Linked DNA regions of Homo sapiens: region 2 is linked to region 1. A link is a loop called in an ENCODE intact Hi-C map of the cell type or tissue named here. Cell type or tissue: K562. All regions are shown on one strand.

What was found. Peaks named below come from ENCODE experiments on the same cell type or tissue, not always from the same donor. Only the 100,000 strongest peaks of a DNase experiment are listed, where the experiment ranks them.
Region 2: it touches region 1 in a loop (2.0-fold over the local background); 1 of 110 quality-filtered maps calls a loop at or near these places.

Annotation. Positions count from the first base shown.
Region 1 is chr20:35,900,337-35,904,336 of GRCh38, forward strand. All of the region lies in intron 10 of PHF20 (PHD finger protein 20), which reads left to right. Among named protein-coding and RNA genes, the nearest start is that of SCAND1, 52 kb to the right of the region's middle. In K562, no CTCF peak of the experiment used is centred here; DNase peaks (open chromatin) are centred at 1,855, 2,475 and 3,755.
Region 2 is chr20:35,775,674-35,779,673 of GRCh38, forward strand. The region is part of intron 1 of PHF20 (PHD finger protein 20); the gene reads left to right. Among named protein-coding and RNA genes, the nearest start is that of PHF20, 5.7 kb to the left of the region's middle. In K562, a CTCF peak has its summit at 1,633; a DNase peak (open chromatin) is centred at 1,288.

The DNA of each region.
Region 1 (4,000 bases):
GCTTAGAGGTTTTCTATTAAAATGTGTAGGTCTTAAATGGTATATGGAACTCCTAGGACATCTGGCAGTGTTCCCAGTAGAGTATACAATCAGGTTTCAGGACAGGGGCAGAGCCATGCAGACTAAGGTGAACTCTGACCCTCCGAGGGGTCAACCTTCATTTATGCTGTCAAGACTTTGTATGTGCTGTATTATCCATTAAAAATATAATGTGAGGCCAGGCACAGTGTCTCATGCCTATAATTCCAGTGCTTTGGGAGGCCAAGGCAGGAGGATCACCTGAGGTCAGGAGTTCGAGACCAGCCTTACTTAACATGGTGAAACCCCGTCTCTACTAAATATACAAAAAAATTAGCCGGGCTTGGTGGTGCATGCCTGTAATCCGAGCTACTCTGGAGGTTGAGGCAGGAGAATTGTTTGAACCCAGGAGGCAGAGGTTGCAGTGAACCGAGATCATGCCACTGCACTCCAGCCTGGGCGACTGAGTGAGACTCCATCTCAAAACAACAACCAAATAAGCTAGCATAAACTCATGCAGATTGTATGGTTCTGCTTATATAAAGTTCAAAAATGAGTAAGAAAAATAATCTATGGTATTTGAGGTCAGGACAGTAGTTACCTTTGGGAGGAGGTGGGTAGGACTGGAAACTGGGCAGGAGGGAGTCTTCTAGGGCTCCGAAATGTTCTGTTTCCTGATCTGCATGGTGGTTATACAGGTGTGTTCATTTATGAAAAAGTATTGGTTTATGTGTTTATTTGTGTGTACTTTTCTGTGTATGTTTTATGCCTCAATAAAAAGCATGCTTAGGCGGACATAGTGGCTCACACCTGAAATCCCAGCACTTTGGGAGGTGGATCGCCTGAGGTCAGGAGTTCGAGACCAGCCTGGCCAATATGATGAAACCCCGTCTCTATTAAAAATACAAAAATTAGCCAGGCGTGGTGGCAGGTGCCTGTAATCCCAGCCACTCAGGAGGCTGAGGCAGGAGAATCGCTTGAACCTAGGAAACAGAGGTTGCAGTGAGCCAAGATCGTGACACTGCACTCCAGCTTGGATGACAGAGCAAAACTCTGTCTAAAAAAAAAAAAAAAAAAAGTGTGCTTAAAACATATACTTGGAAATGGTAAAAATGCAGTAAGAATGTAAGAAACTGCAGAGAGATACCAAGATAAAGGATTGGGCTTTTTACTTGAAATAATGAATGTAATTGAGAGGATTTTAATGTTTGTTTGTTTCCTTTTATCTGACTTACCTCCAAATTAATCTCCTTTTCAGTCCCATGGCACTAATCTAGGTTTCTTCTCTTGCCCTGGTTGTTGTGGTCATTTCTTAATCAGTTTTCCTCCCATCATTCTTTACTCACTGTGGTTATCCATCATTTTGCCATCGGATCGATCTTTAAGAGTACAGACCTGATTATATCACTCTCTTGCTAAATAATATGTAAGGACAGAATGATGCTTCTGCAAAGCATAAGTTTTGGAGCTGGGCACATGGGTTGTGAATCCCATCTGTTGCCTCAGTCACTGTTGGACTCTCTTCAGGTCTCCAGACCTCACTGTCTCTGAGTGTAAACCTGAGTTCTTGTGATTAGTTTGTGAGCTAATCTTTTTAATAAGCCTGTGTAAACCTGAGTTCTTGTGATTAGTTTGTGAGCTAATCTTTTTAATAAGCCTGTTTCAAGGCCTGGTGTGGGGAAGTGGATTTCCTTCTTCCCCTTGCTTTCTAGAATTTCATCCTTCTCATCCAGCCATATGTGGCTGAGTTGGGTACATTTGTGTGAGCTCTCTAGCTGGATTCTGAGTGCTGTTGGGGAGGAATTATGTTGAGTCATCTTGAGTCACTACAGTATCCCATGGGCTCTGCAGCACTGTAGAAACAACCAGCACTGAAGGACTGGAGATTATGTTGAGTAAATGGAGGTCATTGAGGTGTCAGGAGCCAGTAGAAATAGCAGGTGCTGGATATCGTAATGGATTGACATCTGGGCAGGATGAGGGTACAACACTGGAAGTAGAGTGCAGCCTACCCCAGACAGCACAAAGCCACCAGAGTTAGGTTGTTCCAAAGGCTAAGGCTTGACAGGCAGGAGGCCATTGAGGGACCCATGGAAGTCCTGCTTGCCTGACCATCGTGGTGTGTGCTCTCTGTGCTAGGACATAGTGCCTCTGCCTCTCCCTGTTCATGGTAATTGTCTGAGGAGGGACTTTGCTCAGTATAATGCACCTGAGCGTGGGGCAGGTATTCCTGGCCAGATGCTGATCTACCACCTGGCTTTGGGATTCTTGGTTAACTGTACTTGCATGACTTGGTTTATGTTGAGTAATATGTGTCAGCTCACCTGAGTTTGAATACAGGCTCTACCGCTTGCTTGCTCCAGGACCTTGGGCAGAGAACTTGCGAAACTTCAATTTTCCCATCTGTGAAATAGAGATAATAGTACTACCTACCTCATAACTTTGTTACACTAAATGACCCAAGGGGAAATGCTTTGTAAAATGTCTGGCCTATAATAAACTCTGAATACACAGTCTCTTTATCTCAGTGAAAGCATTTACCCAGGCAGTCAGAGATCTGAGTTCTGAACTCAGCCAACCACTGATGAGCTACAAAACCAATAGACAAGACATTGCCATTTTGGTATAATTAAGAAGCCTGAGTGACTGATTTTCTTTTCTTTTTTCTTTTTTTTTTTTTTTGAGTGATTTTCGTTTCCTTTCCTTTCCTTTCCTATCCTTTCTTTTTTTTTTTTTTTTTTGAGTAATTGATTTTCTACTTTCATGTCTCCCTCTTGGGTCTCATGCATTATACTGACCTGGGATTTTATTCTCTCTGTTAATACTGAAGGATCCTTTTCAATGGGATTTGGAAATTTCTTGGTGAATTGGAGATTTTTGTTTACCAGTTTTTAAAAATAAGGCCTGCTGTATACTCACTAGACTAGTAGGGTTGGACAATTATAAAATGCTTTAAGGGAAACAAGAGTCTTTTAAATCCCTATGCTTTAACTTGTTGCCAAAAGGTTTTTTAAGTCCTTATGTTTTAATTTGTTTAAAGTGGTCCTTTGTAAAATTGATCAATTTAGCAGCAGAATGTGCCACACAGACCACTCACCCACTGTTTGATCATTTCTGTACCCTCTCAGTGAGGGCACAGTCTGATCATTTCTGTACCCTCTCAGTGAGGGCAGGATTTGTGCAGCCAGGAAGGAATGTACCCCCATCCACATGTCAAGTGGACACAGCCTCCTAGACAACATGGCGATTACCCAAATGTATCTCCCATGCCTCATTGCTGATACGTTTAGCAGTTACCAGACCGAAGGAACTAGACCATCCATCTTGCTGTGATCCAGATGGAAAATTGAAAGCCTGGCCACCAGCCCTGACTGTGCCACTAACCAGCAAGAGCCTCGGTATTATCATATGTGGATGGGGCTCAGTAGACATGTTCAGTGTTTATCACGTAGCTGGCTATCAATGAGAGTGAACATAGTAGTGTATGCTGAAGATTCTGTAGTGTGGCTGCCTTATTCTGCTGCAGCTCTCCAGAAGGCACCCCTGTTCCAGGCATCACCCCTTACCTTTCTCCCATCAAAGCCTTGCCCCAGTTTGTCAGGGTTTTACTGGATACTTGACTAATCTGATAACCAAAAATTTGAAAGAATAGAACCAACTTAATAGTATTGTGGTTTCACCTCAGGCTTCTGAGAATGCTCTTATCAGGGTGGAATTTCAGACAGTGTGGGGAGTTCAGTTGGGGAGACGTTTCACTGGGAGACGTTTCACAGTGGGACTCTGATACCAGGCAGCCTGTGTTTTAGTTTACAGGCAGTGTGAACTTGACATTCTGCTTAAGTGAAAAACAGAATATTATAGGATTTGTGCTGCGTGATAATAGTAACTGTAAAAAAGTACCCCCTTTATGCTGAATGCTCTGATTTTTTTTTTTTTTTTTTTTTTTTTGAGACAGAATCTCACTCTGTTGCCCAGCCTGGAG
Region 2 (4,000 bases), 120 kb before region 1:
AACCCGGGAGGCGGAGGTTGCAGTGAGCCAAAATTGCACCACTGCACTCCAGCCTGGGCCACAGAGTGAGACTCTGTCTCCAAAAAAAAAAAAAAAAAAAAGGCCAAAACTTCTCCAGGAGTTTGGTTTCTGTGTGTATATATATATATTTTGGGTGGGGACAGGGTCTCATTCTGTCACCCAAGCTGGAGTGCAGTGGTGTGATCACGGCTTACTGCAGCCTCAACCTTCTGGGCTCAAGCGATCCTCCCCTCAGCCTCTTGAGTTTCAGGGACCACTGGCACGTGCCACCACACCTGGCTAATTTTAAATTTTTTGTAGAGATGAGATCTTGCCATTTTGCCCAGGTTGGTCTTGAACTTCTGGGCTCAAGCAGTCCTCCACCTTAGCTTCCCAAAGTGTTGGGATTATAGGTGTGAGCTGCCATGCCTGGCTATTGCCAAATTTAAATGGTTACATATTTCTTACTTGAATGTGAACATAATTATTGATATAGAATCATTCTAATAAATACTGCATAGCCAGCTTGTCTGTCTGGTTCCTCATCCTACCATGAGTAGGGAGTCTGTGATACCCCAAATCAGTGGGTCACAGGTGTTGGAATTTCCAAAGAGTCCTTCTTGGTTTTCTGGGTTCTGGAAATGGGCCAGGAAAAGCCAGGATAAAGCTATGTTCCCCGACCTCGAATGGAAGCTTCTGGCTTTCTCTAAATGGGTGCTCCAGAAAGACAAATGCTGGGGAGAAGATGATATTCTTTGATGGTGATCATGCTTTATGATGATCTTTCTCCTTTTGTACCCACATGTCTAATCTATTCTAAGTCTCAAGTGGGTTTTTCCTTTTTTCAAAAAATTTTTTTGGAGACAAAGACTACCTCTGAAAGTGTTTTTCCTTTCTAAGTGTGTTGGATCATCTGTACCTATTTCCCTGGCTGTCACCTGTCTGGCCCTCTTCCACGTGATCCTGTTGCCAGCCCTAATCAGGACAAACCTGAATGACTAGACTATTTTGTGTCCCTGTCCTCCTCCAACCCCTATTCCTCACATGAGTGTCAGATCCTATTCAGTAACGGATTTGATCTGGATTTGGCTCTAGTCCTAGCTCTTCCATTTACTGTGAGACCTCAGGCAAGTCACTTAATGCTATGGGCCTGCTTCTCCCCATTTGTAAAATGAGGGGCTGATGATCTGCAATGTCCACCCTGGCTGAATCTTGGTCGCTACCTTGCTTAGAAACCCCATTGCCTGTGGTAGCTTGTTGCAGCAGATCTGATTTCTTTCATGTGCTCCCTTGGGCAGCCTGCCAGTTATTCCCTTGTCCAAGTCACTTCTGCCATTATCTTTTTTTCTAGCTGAGGCAGCCAGCTTGTTCTCAACCCAACTTCAGCGTTCTTCTTGCTTCCATGTCTTCTTCCAGTTCCATGCTGTATTTCATTCAGAACTACCTGAAATCCTCAAAGAAGTCTTCCTGAGTTCTCCATTCAATGTTTGTGACTTCTCTGCCTTACCAAGAAGGAGTCTGTACCTTATATACCCCGTATTTACTTGTCAGTTCTCTTATCTAATGTATACTTAAAAAGGGACTTCATTTCCTCCATACCACAGCTTTGTTTTTTGGTTTGAATTAGCAGGGCAGGTGGCATGAAATTTAAAGAGGAAGCAAGCAGGTTGTTTGCCTTTGGCTGGGATTTGGGGAAAGTATGAGATGTAATGTTTTTAGTCCCCTTCCCCAAGATCTCCTGTATCTGTGGGAATCAGTTGCCTGGTATGTCTTCCTGGATTGTAAAGGTGCTTAAACTTCCTTTCTGAAGTTTGAAAGTGTATCCTAAGTGCAAATACCATTTGACAATTACTCGTGGTTGGGTGGGTGCAGTGGCTTACGCCTGTAATCCCAACACTTTGGGAGGCCAGAGTGGGAGGATTGCTTGAAGCCAGGAGTTCAAGACCAGCCTGGGCAACAAAGTGAGATTCCTGTCTCTACTCCCCCACCAAAAACAAAAAAGTAGTCAGGCATGGTGGTGCGTGCTTGTAGTCCCAGCTCCTTGGGAGGCTGACGAGGGAGTTCAGAGTCTGCAGTGAGCTAGGATTGTACCACTGCACTACAGCTGGGTGACAGCACGAGACCCCATTGCTTCCAAGTGCTCTTCTAGGAACACACAGCCACAAAACCCAGAACAAGGAATTGTTAAGGATAATGATAAGAAATCTGTATTTCAAATAACTTAACAAATGAATAAAACCAACAGTTCTTTGAGAGCACCTGATTATTGTCAAAGACAGTTGCTGAGGGGGCTTGGAAGTCAGGACTTAAAGGTATATTTAACCTCTGGAGTTTTCTTCTTTCATCATCTTCCTAAGAAATAATAGGGAGGATGTTTACATTTTTCTTGATAAAGTCTTTTTATTAATTTTATTTATTTATTTATTTTGAGAAAGGGTCTTGCTCTGTTGCCTAGGCTGGAGTGTAGTGGCGCAGTCTTGGCTTACTGCAACCTGTGCATCCTGAATTCAAGCGATTCTTGTGCCTCAGCCTCCTGAGTAGCTGGGATTATAGGTGCGCACCACCATGCCCAACTAATTTTTTGTAGTTTTAGTAGAGACAAGGTTTCACTATGTTGGTTAAGCTGGGACATTTTTCTTGATAAACATTCTTTAAACCAAAATGTATGCTTAGTCAAGATCCTTGATTGGATTATGAGCCTAGAGAAAAGGAGGGTGATGTCTTTGTCTAATCCATCTTTGCCAGTGACTGCCCCTTACAGGCTATTGACTATAGGGTAACCTAATGAAAATTGAGACAGGCACTGTGGCTCACGCCTGTAATCCCAGCACTTTGGGAGGCCAAGTCGGATGGATCACCTGAAGTCAGGAGTTCAAGACCAGCCTGGCTAACACACAGTGAAACTCCGTCTCTACTAAAAATACAAAAAATTAGTCAGGCGTGGTGGCAGGTGCCTGTCATCCCAGCTACTAGGGAGGCTGAGGCAGGAGAATGGCTTGAACCCGAGAGGCAGAGGTTGCAGTGAGCCGAGATTACACCACTGCGCTTCAGCCTGGGCAACAAGAGTGAAACTGTGTCTCAAAAAAAAAAAAAAAAAATTGAACCCTTAATTTGTAATAATGCTTTGACAACTTTGCTAGATCTTGGGCTAGGTCCTACCTGGACCTTCCTCTCTTTTGCCAAATAATGGAACTAATGAGCTGGCAGAAATCCTGTACAATTTTAGAAGCCTAATATGAGTGACTAAATGTAAATAGGACAGTTTTAGGAAAGAGTGGTGGAGCCTGAATCAGTGAACTTTGGGGAAGGAGCAAGAGGAGGGGCTTGGGATTTAAACAAAGGGTTTTTTTTTGTTTTGTTTTGTTTTTTGTTTTTTTTTTGAGGTGGAGTCTCACTTCGTTGCCCAGGCTAGAGTACAATGGTGCAATCTCGGCTCACTGCAACCTCTGCCTCCCGGATTCAAGTGATTCTCCTGCTTCAGCCTCCCAAGTAGCTGGTACTACAGGTGTGTGCCACCTCACCCTGCTAATCTTTTATATTTTTGGTAGAGACTGGCTTTCATCATATTGGCCAGGCTGGTCTCGAACTCCTGACCTCATGATCCGCCTGCCAGGGCCTCCCAAAGTGCTAGGTTTACAGGTGTGAGCCACTGCGCCTGGCCTAAACCAAGGTTTTTATTCAGTGATAGTTTATTCCATGTCAGGAACATAATTCTCAGATTTTAAAGGCTGACTTCCAGGTATCTTAGAAGGATATTTGGGGGTCTCTGTCCTAGTAGAGACCTGATTTTCAAGAGGTCTCTTTCTCATATGGAAAAAGTCCATAGCTGGTGGATTGACATTCCTTTCTTTCTTTTTTTTTTTTTGTTGAGGCGGAGTCTCACTCTGTCGCCCAGAAGTGCAGTGGTGCAACCTCGGCACACTGCAACCTCTGTCTCCTGGGTTCAAGCAATTCTCCTGCCTCAGCCTCCTGAGTAGCTGGGATTACAGGTGCCCGCCAC